Regions from separate parts of the Mus musculus genome. Here region 2 is linked to region 1. A link is a contact called in ENCODE Hi-C or POLR2A ChIA-PET data. All regions are on one chromosome and are shown on one strand. The core of a region is the stretch at or near the end of the contact, and the rest is flanking DNA. Distances in the headings are between cores, read along the strand shown. Region 1 holds the start of Tcp11 (t-complex protein 11). Region 2 holds the start of Rpl10a (ribosomal protein L10A).

Evidence for each region. Hi-C counts contacts between places; a loop is a spot of excess contacts on that map. ChIA-PET counts read pairs that join two places held with the same protein, here RNA polymerase II (POLR2A).
Region 2: a loop to region 1 is called in a map of left cerebral cortex, with 2.3 times the contacts of the local background. The contact joins the promoter of Rpl10a here to the promoter of Tcp11 in region 1. A Hi-C loop is called at or near these places in 1 of 37 maps with a recorded cell type or tissue (left cerebral cortex). POLR2A ChIA-PET finds 5 or more read pairs at or near these places in 1 of 5 experiments (embryonic stem cell).

What each region holds. Positions count from the first base shown.
Region 1 is chr17:28,078,808-28,082,726 of GRCm38, reverse strand. Tcp11 (t-complex protein 11) reads left to right here and starts at 2,088. Exons shown (of 10, transcript NM_001085555.1): 1 at 2,088-2,152; 2 at 2,422-2,568. The coding sequence starts at 2,448.
Region 2 is chr17:28,326,846-28,330,764 of GRCm38, reverse strand. Rpl10a (ribosomal protein L10A) reads right to left here and starts at 2,294. Exons shown (of 6, transcript NM_011287.2): 1 at 2,147-2,294; 2 at 1,880-1,954; 3 at 1,718-1,798; 4 at 1,243-1,391; 5 at 68-240. The coding sequence starts at 2,151.

The DNA of each region.
Region 1 (3,919 bases), core at 839-3,338:
GTGTGTGTGTGTGTGTGTACATGGTGTGGCACAGGTGTGGAGCCTGAGGCCAGCTCGTGTGTGGCAGGTCTCTCCTGGAATTATGGGAGTCTTGGGGATTGAACTCAGGAGGTCAGGATTGGAAGCTGGATCCTTGGCCCATTAGTGCATTTGGCTGACCCACAGATGTTATATAGAGAGCGGCTATTTTACGAGTACAGATAGATTCCTAGGGGAATTCAGACATCTGGGAAGAGCTCTATAGCACTGATTCTTTTATCGGGAGGGCTACTATTTAAAAACAAGCTCAATTTTTTTTCTCTCCTTGACATTAATAGTCCCAAATAGGCCAGGCAGTGGTGGCGAAAGCTTTTAATCCCAGTACGCATGGAGGCAGAGGCAGGCAGATCTCTGGGAGTTTGAGGCCAGCCTGGTCTACAGAGGGAGTTCCAGGATAGCTGGGGCTACACAGAGAAAACATGTCATAAAAAAAAATGTTTTCCCTGCATGTATGTGTATGTGTGTGTACATACACACACACACACACACACACACACACACACACACACCCTTAGGGGCCCCACAAGAGGGCACCAGGTATTTCTAGGCCGCCACTTGGGTGCCATCTTTCCAGACTCCGAGTTTTCATGTGACAGGAAGCTGTGACATCACTGCGTAGCTTCTGTTCACGTCCCCGTTGACCACCTGGAGGGAAATTCCAAGAAGCACACCCCGAAATTCCAAGAAGCACAATGGGGAGGGAGGAAGGAAGCTTAGTATGTGCTGGAGATAGTTTAGGTGGTCGGTGAGAATTGAACCCAGGGATACCAACCAAGCTACAACCTTAAATTCTTTTCAGTAAATCCTACCTTGCAGTATTGGAACTGAACCTGGGCCCTCAAACATGGCCGGCATTTTGTTACTAAGTTGCACCCATTATCTGGCTTTGTTTTGTCTTTAAACTTTAGTTGCTTCGTCTGTCCTGGAACTGTGTAGTCCAAGCAGGCCTTGGCCAGTCTGTCCTCTTGCCTCAGTCTCCCCAGTAGCTAGGGTGACAGGCCTGCACCGTTACTTTCAGGTTTTCCAAAGTCAGGGATTGGCAAGCAAAGCAGCGGCATCAGGCGGTACAGCCATTTCCGGGGGATCGCACGCCCTCTTCTGAACGCCTGGGGTACTGCATGGATGGGATGCATTTGCATAGGTTTTATGATGACTTCAAGTCAGAGTAATTAAGAGGCCAGAAAGAATATGAGGGAAAAACACCCTCTCCATGTTCTCTCCCCAAACCCAAGGCGTGGGTATTTAAAAGACTTTAATCCCTGCAGAGGCAGGAAGATCTGAGTTTGAGGCCAGCCTGGTCTACAGAAGAGTTCCCTGACTGCTGGGGCAGCATAGAGAAACTTTCTTTGTCTTGGGAAAAAAGCAAAAAACACAAGAGAATGTTATATGTAAAACAAGACAATTTTATATGTATGGGTATTTTGCCTGCGTGTATGTAAATATATGTAAATATAGGAAGTATGATCCCGAGGAACTGGAGTGGCAGATGGCCGAGATCCATCATGTTGGTGCTGGGAATCGAACCCTGGTCCTCTGGAAGAAAGCCAGTGGTCCTAACAGCTGAGCCATCTCTCCAGGCCTCACCCTCCATTTTTTTTAAGAATCTGGAAATGGAGCTCAGCCTATGAGGTCCCTTCCATGCCCAGCACTACATGAACCCTTGGTGGTGGCTCACACGGGTGACCCCAGCACTCAGGCAGAGGCTGTAGGGTCAGCAGTTCGAGGCTAGCACCCCTGTGCATGCTCTGCAGGCTACCCCTAAGCCCCAGATCCTGACACTTGGAATCAATAGGGATGACCGTCCTGCCCCAGTCTCGGTCTCACCCAAGGTGGCGGCAGATGGTCGGTGGCGGGTCGCGATGCTGGTGGGGAGGGCTGCCACGCGCCTCGCGCCTCGTTGCCAGGACACCTAAGCTGTTTGTTTGGCAACACCGGGCGTTCCCACTCCTGCTCAGTTCGCAGGGTGGGGATGTGGAGTGTGTGACAGCATCGACGTGGGGCTCAGTGGCTCCACCCAGCCACGCCGCCCCTGCCTCATCCCCCCAAGTGGTTTAGCCCACCCGCACCCCGTGCCGCCCAGCCAGCCAGAGCGGGCGGGCCGGCAGAGAAGGAAGTGAGCTGAGTGGAGAGAGGGAAGGGGAGGGAGAAAGTGGAGGGGGAGGGCGGAGGTGAGCCACGGAGGGGAAGGGATGAAAGAGGGGAAGGGAGAGGGGAAGAGGAGGTGAGGGGAAGAGGCATACTGAGAGGGAGAGACAAGGGGTGGTGAGGGATGGAGAGGGGTAAGGGGAGGGGCGTCCGTCGGGGCTGCGGCCTCAGTTTCTTCCTGCGCCAGCTCTGGTCCCCCCTGGCCCTGACGAGCCCCCAACATTTGTCACCACACAGATACCACCACCACCACCATCACCAGGATGCCAGACGTGAAAGAGAGGGCGGCCCGGAAGGAGCCCGGCGCGGCAGAGAGCGCCTCCCGTGAATCCCGCGGGGGAAACACCCGGGAGAGCGCGAGCAGCGCCCAGGGGCACCGATCGTGTAGGTTCAACCGTCGCCCGAGCACGGCCGCCCTCACCCCAGGGTCCGCGCAGGGGCGCGGGGTAAAGACGGCGCCACGAGGTCCCGTGGGCCACGGAGGACTGCGGACTGGCCCGACCTCCCGGTGTCCCCAGCCCTCCGCCCGAGCGAAGCTCCCCTCGGTCACGCGTGGGGCACCGCTTCCGCCATCCCCGGGAAAGGGCCACCTCGGCGGGACCCCGAGCTCGCACAGGCTAGGTATCTGCTTGAGGCAGGGTCCCCCAAGTGCGGGGACTGCAGGTCCGGACCTCCCTCCCCCTCGTTTCAAATGCTCCCGCACAAGCGTTGCCATGGATTTCCTGTGACGCTGGACAGTTAGTCTCTCCTCTGTGGCCACGCGGGGTCGCTGCTGCTTAACGCTGTGACTTGAGACAAGATCCAGGTGTACCCGGAGGGGTGGGGTGGGGTGGGTTGGGTTCGGGCTGGGGTTGTGTATCCAAATAGGAACCTGGCCTGTGGGGTTCAAGGTCAGGGCGTGCTGGTGCTGCTGGTTTGGAAACAGTTCTTACAATGGCTGTTGCATCCATAGGTACAGTGACTCCTGAGTATACAATCAAATTCCTTTTGTAAAAATTTGGAACTGTGTATAACACGTTGGCTTTGTTGTGTTGCAGTTTTCTTTTTTTAGGGGGGCAATCTGAATTTTTAAGAATTGTAGCCACACTTAAATCTCTACTCTTTAAGCCCTCCTTGTTCCGGAGTGCTCTGGGCGGAACTGGCTGCTTCTTGCAGTTGGAGAGTTTCTTGAGGAGTGGCTGTAGCTTTGAAGGTTTCCTTTCACCTCGGATTTGTTTACGGATCTGATTGTGTCATGCCAGCCATTTCGGCTGGGATAATGAAGGACTGCACAGATGCTGGGAAGAGCAGGGTCCGGTCACCTTTGTTTTTATAAAAAGGTTTATTTTTCTTTGTGTGAGTGGGTGTTTTGTCTACAGGTATGTCTGTGCACCGTGTGTGTTCAGGGCCAGAAGAGATGTCGGGCGCCCTGAAACTGGAGTTACAGATGCTTGTGAGCCAAGGGTAACCCAGCTCTTAGGAAAGGGCAGCAAGTGGCTTAACCACTTGGCCATCTGTCCAGCCTGTAGTTTATGCTTTTATAACCCAGCCAAGGACTCTAGATTTTCTATCAAAGTCCAGTCAATTTTCTCACCATGAAATATTTTCAATTTGTTGAAACGTAAAACCCAGAGACTTCCTCCATTTTTAATTTTCTCTGTGTGTGTGTGTTTTTTTCCTTTTTCCTTACTGTCTGAGGATACAGGCATGACTCTAAATACTTCTGTCATGTTTCCTTCTGAGAAAGACAGTGCTG
Region 2 (3,919 bases), core at 1,045-3,544, 250 kb before region 1:
AACCCAGGGCTAAGGCACCCAGACCTAGCTCTTTCTGGTTTCCCCACCACACACCGCCCAGACTGACCTTCTTCATCTGGAACTTGATTGTCGATTTCACCTCATCCACTTTGGCCACCATGTTTTCATTGTGTGTCAGCAGGGAGGGGAACTTGCCAGCCTTGTTTAGGCCTGGGCCCAGGATACGTGGGATCTGCTTAATCAGAGACTCAGAGGCCAAAAAGGCATCGTACTTCTTAGCTAGAAGACACAGACACTCAGGATTGAGCCAAAAAAAAAAAAAAAAACCAAAAAAACCAAAAAAACCAACCAAACAAACAAAAACCACCAAAAAAAAAAAAAAACAAAACAAAACATTTTAAACAACCAACCCATCCTTTACAACGAGAAGGCCAAGTTGCCTCCTCAGACCCATGACTGCTGAGTAGCTCCACCCTCAAGTCCTCACAGAGGTCTTAGACCAGGATGTCCCACAATCCCTGGTGTGCTGCATAGAACTGAGGGGCTGTGATGGCCCCCACCCCTTGGATTCACTGTAAGCCTGCATTTAAATTGCCTCAAACTATGGACTGGAGAGATGGCTCAGCAGTTAAGAGTGCTGCCTTCCAGAGGTCCTGAGTTCAATTTCCAGCAGCCACATGGTGGCTCACAGCCACCTGTAATGGGATCTGAGGCTCTCATCAGCCTGCTCATATACATAAAATAAAATCTTAAGAAAAAAGCTGTCTCATTATCTGTCAAAGGTGGACCAAGGCCAGCTATCTGAGAAGCCTCAAGCAGGCCTGGGAACCATAATGTCACCTGAGAACACAGCTCAGTGACAGGGCACAGTCCTGAGCACTTCTAGAGGATAACCTTAGACCCCAGGCTGGCAACATCAGTAAGACTCAGTATTACTCCAAATCTTAAGACAGATGGAGAAACCTTCTATCTATAAAAGCAGGCATGACAACTGCCTAGCTCACAGTGGATAACTATTCCCAAAATGTATGCGGAGACAGGGGCTACCATGGAGGCTAACACGTGGGAGACACTTGTGACCCCTCCCTCGATAGGTTGTTAACTGAAAAGACTTGAAACCCAAACCAATAGCTGGCTATGAGTCAACTGCACACACTGGCGAGAGGGGAGTATCAGACCAGCCTGTGGGGCATTTTCTAACTGGTTGTGAAGCCCAATGTGTGCTGCCACTCCTGGGCAGGGGGTCATGGGTTGTGTTCAGCCCTAGTGAGCCCCACCTACCCAGCTTCTTGACCAACTTCTTGTTTTTGTTAAGCTTCTTGAGCGCCTCGATGTCCATGTGGGGGATATCCACGGCCTTGGCTTCATCACAGTGCTGCTGGTCCCCCAGAACGCACACCGAGAACTTGGGGCGTGGGGTGGACTTGAGCCTGCGTTTGGGAGGGGAGAAAACAGAACAGGTCATGGTCGGCGCTGGCCATCCCGCTAGATCTGAACGCATGGCAGGGAGCGGCAAGCCTTACCCGGAGCTCTGGGCAACACTAGCCTGGCTTCTCAGGCTAGGCGGCGGGCTCGGCCGAGGCCTCCCCACGCCTCCCCTCTTGTTTTAAGACCCAGGGTGGGGGTCCGTCCAGCCTGCCTGCCTGCAGCAGGGCTCCTGAACTACCCTGGCACGTCAGTGTCCCCGTGCCCGCCTAGGGCGCGGCCAGGCCACACGGGAACACTGAGGGCTGGGTGGGGTTAGAGCGGTGCCAACCTGACGGTGCCCGAGAAACGTTTGTCCTTCTGAGGGTCGTAGTTCTTCAGGCTGATCTGCAGCTCCACCGTCTCCAGAAACCTGAGCGAGAGGGGAGCTGTGAGCCAGGGTCGCCATGGCCGGGGATGCTCGCCCTGCCCCGGGAGGGAGGCCCGCGCTCACTTGCGGCGCTTGCGCTGGTTCCCGTGCAGGACTTCCCGCACCGCCTCGTACAGGGTGTCGCGTGAGACTTTGCTGCTGTTGGGGAGAAGCGAAGGCGTTCGGGGCCGGCCATGCTGCACCCCGGGCCCGATGACAGGCCCACGGCACGCTGGGGAAAGGCTCGCGACGCGGGGCAGTCGCCGGGAGAGCCTCCGAGACGGGCCGCGGGGCGTCCGCGGGCGTGTGGGTGCACGGATGGCGGCGGATAGCGCCACGATAACAACTTACCTCATGGCTGCGGCTGCCGCGGAAACCGGAAAGAAGGCAGAGCGCTTTGCGCATGCGCTCAAATAGAGCCCGCGTTCTCGCGAGAGTTGCCCGTTACGGGCACGTTCCGCGCTCAGCCAAGCCGGAGAGGCGCTGCAGTTTGCGGCCGCTGGGGGGGCGCCACCACGCGGCTGCACCGTGAGAACCGCTCTAGGAGCAGCAGGCAGTCCTGCATTGGGACAAGGGCTGAAGCCGGGCCCTGGGATTGGATTTCTCCCTGCTTTCTATCTTCTGCCTGCCCCATGACTTCCAGTCCCCGGCAGAACCGGTCTCCGTCATCGCCTAATTTGGTGATGAGCCCCGCAGAGCCACTGGGCAGCCGCCCCCTCTAGCCGTGCATTGTGCAATGGTCCGGCCACCGCATGTGGGCAGAGGCATGGATGACAGGAATAGCTTGAGGAAATGACCCTTGCTGAGATCTGCAGAACGGGAAAGCGCCTTGTGACTAGATTAGGATCAGATGTGCCTGGCTTAAGCCTAAGCCTCCACCTGGGAGGAGGCGCCCACCAGTCTATCCTGGCCATCTGTATAAACCGCCCCTGATTCAGCCTCCGGGCAAGGTGGACTTTGGACAAATGCCCCTGTCCTGTCTCAATTAGTTGGCATTTCAAACAAAGTCGTTCTTGTTACTTGACCCCGGTCTTCGCAGTTAATAGAGAGGCGCCGGGTCAAGGAGCGTTTGCAGGGAGCCTCCAGATCTGGAGTGACTCATTTGGAGGCATGTCACCCTCTCTGGGAACAAATCACAGATGTAGCCAGCACCCACCATTTCCAGGGAGCAGACCTACGAATAGCTCATCTCGCCTGAGCACACACACAGCAAACAGCAGGCAGGATGAAGCAGGTTCCCACAGGGTCAGAGCAGAGCAGGCAGGTTGAAGCTGCAAGTGCCATCCACACTCTAAAGGCCATCAACATGGTGAGCGGCTGACGTCTGTCTCTTAGACATTGTTCCCCTTGCTTCTGTAGTCAGATTCAGCTTGTTCTCAAAAGCCAGACCTTCTCACTGGACTGACCTCCTTGCCTCCCTGGAACAGGGACTCAGAAGCACCCAGAAACCTCAGTTCCCCACCCACTGCAGGGCTAAGGTAGGAGGATGCTGTCATGAACTTTCTCAGGCTAATTCAGTCACATCAGTTTGGCAAATTTTTGTTTCTTGGCATAGCCCCGACTCTCTTGGAATTCGCTCTGTAAACCAGGCTGGCCTTGAAATTAGAGATCTGCCTGCCTCGATCTCCTGAGTTCCAGGATTAAAGGTGTGTGCCACCGTGCCCAGCTGTGTGCTAAATATTTTTTGAGTGAGGTGCTGTGGAAATACAGATGTCACACAGGTCTGCAGCAGGCACCCTGTGTCTTTTCAGCCCATGGTGGGTTAGACATCCCTCAGATCCCAGTCCAAACCTTTGCTGCAGCTGAAGACAGAGTTCAGAGTTCTAGCAGGCCTAAGACTCCGGCTCAGCATGAAAACAAAAGTTATGGGTCCCAAGCCCACCCTTGCCCTCAGTGTAGTCCTTGACACTCATCAGGCAGCTCTGACAGACCTGCTGTGATGGGAGGGGTGGGGGCAGGTGAGGGAGTAAAGGGGGTTCTGGGAAAGTAGCCTAAGAATACAAGTGCTTGTTTGGAAGTTCTTTGTATCTGACATGCATATGTTTGTACACATTTGTGCTGTGCATGCTTGAGCACTCTGGGTTGCAAACATGCCAACACACACACACACACACACACACACAC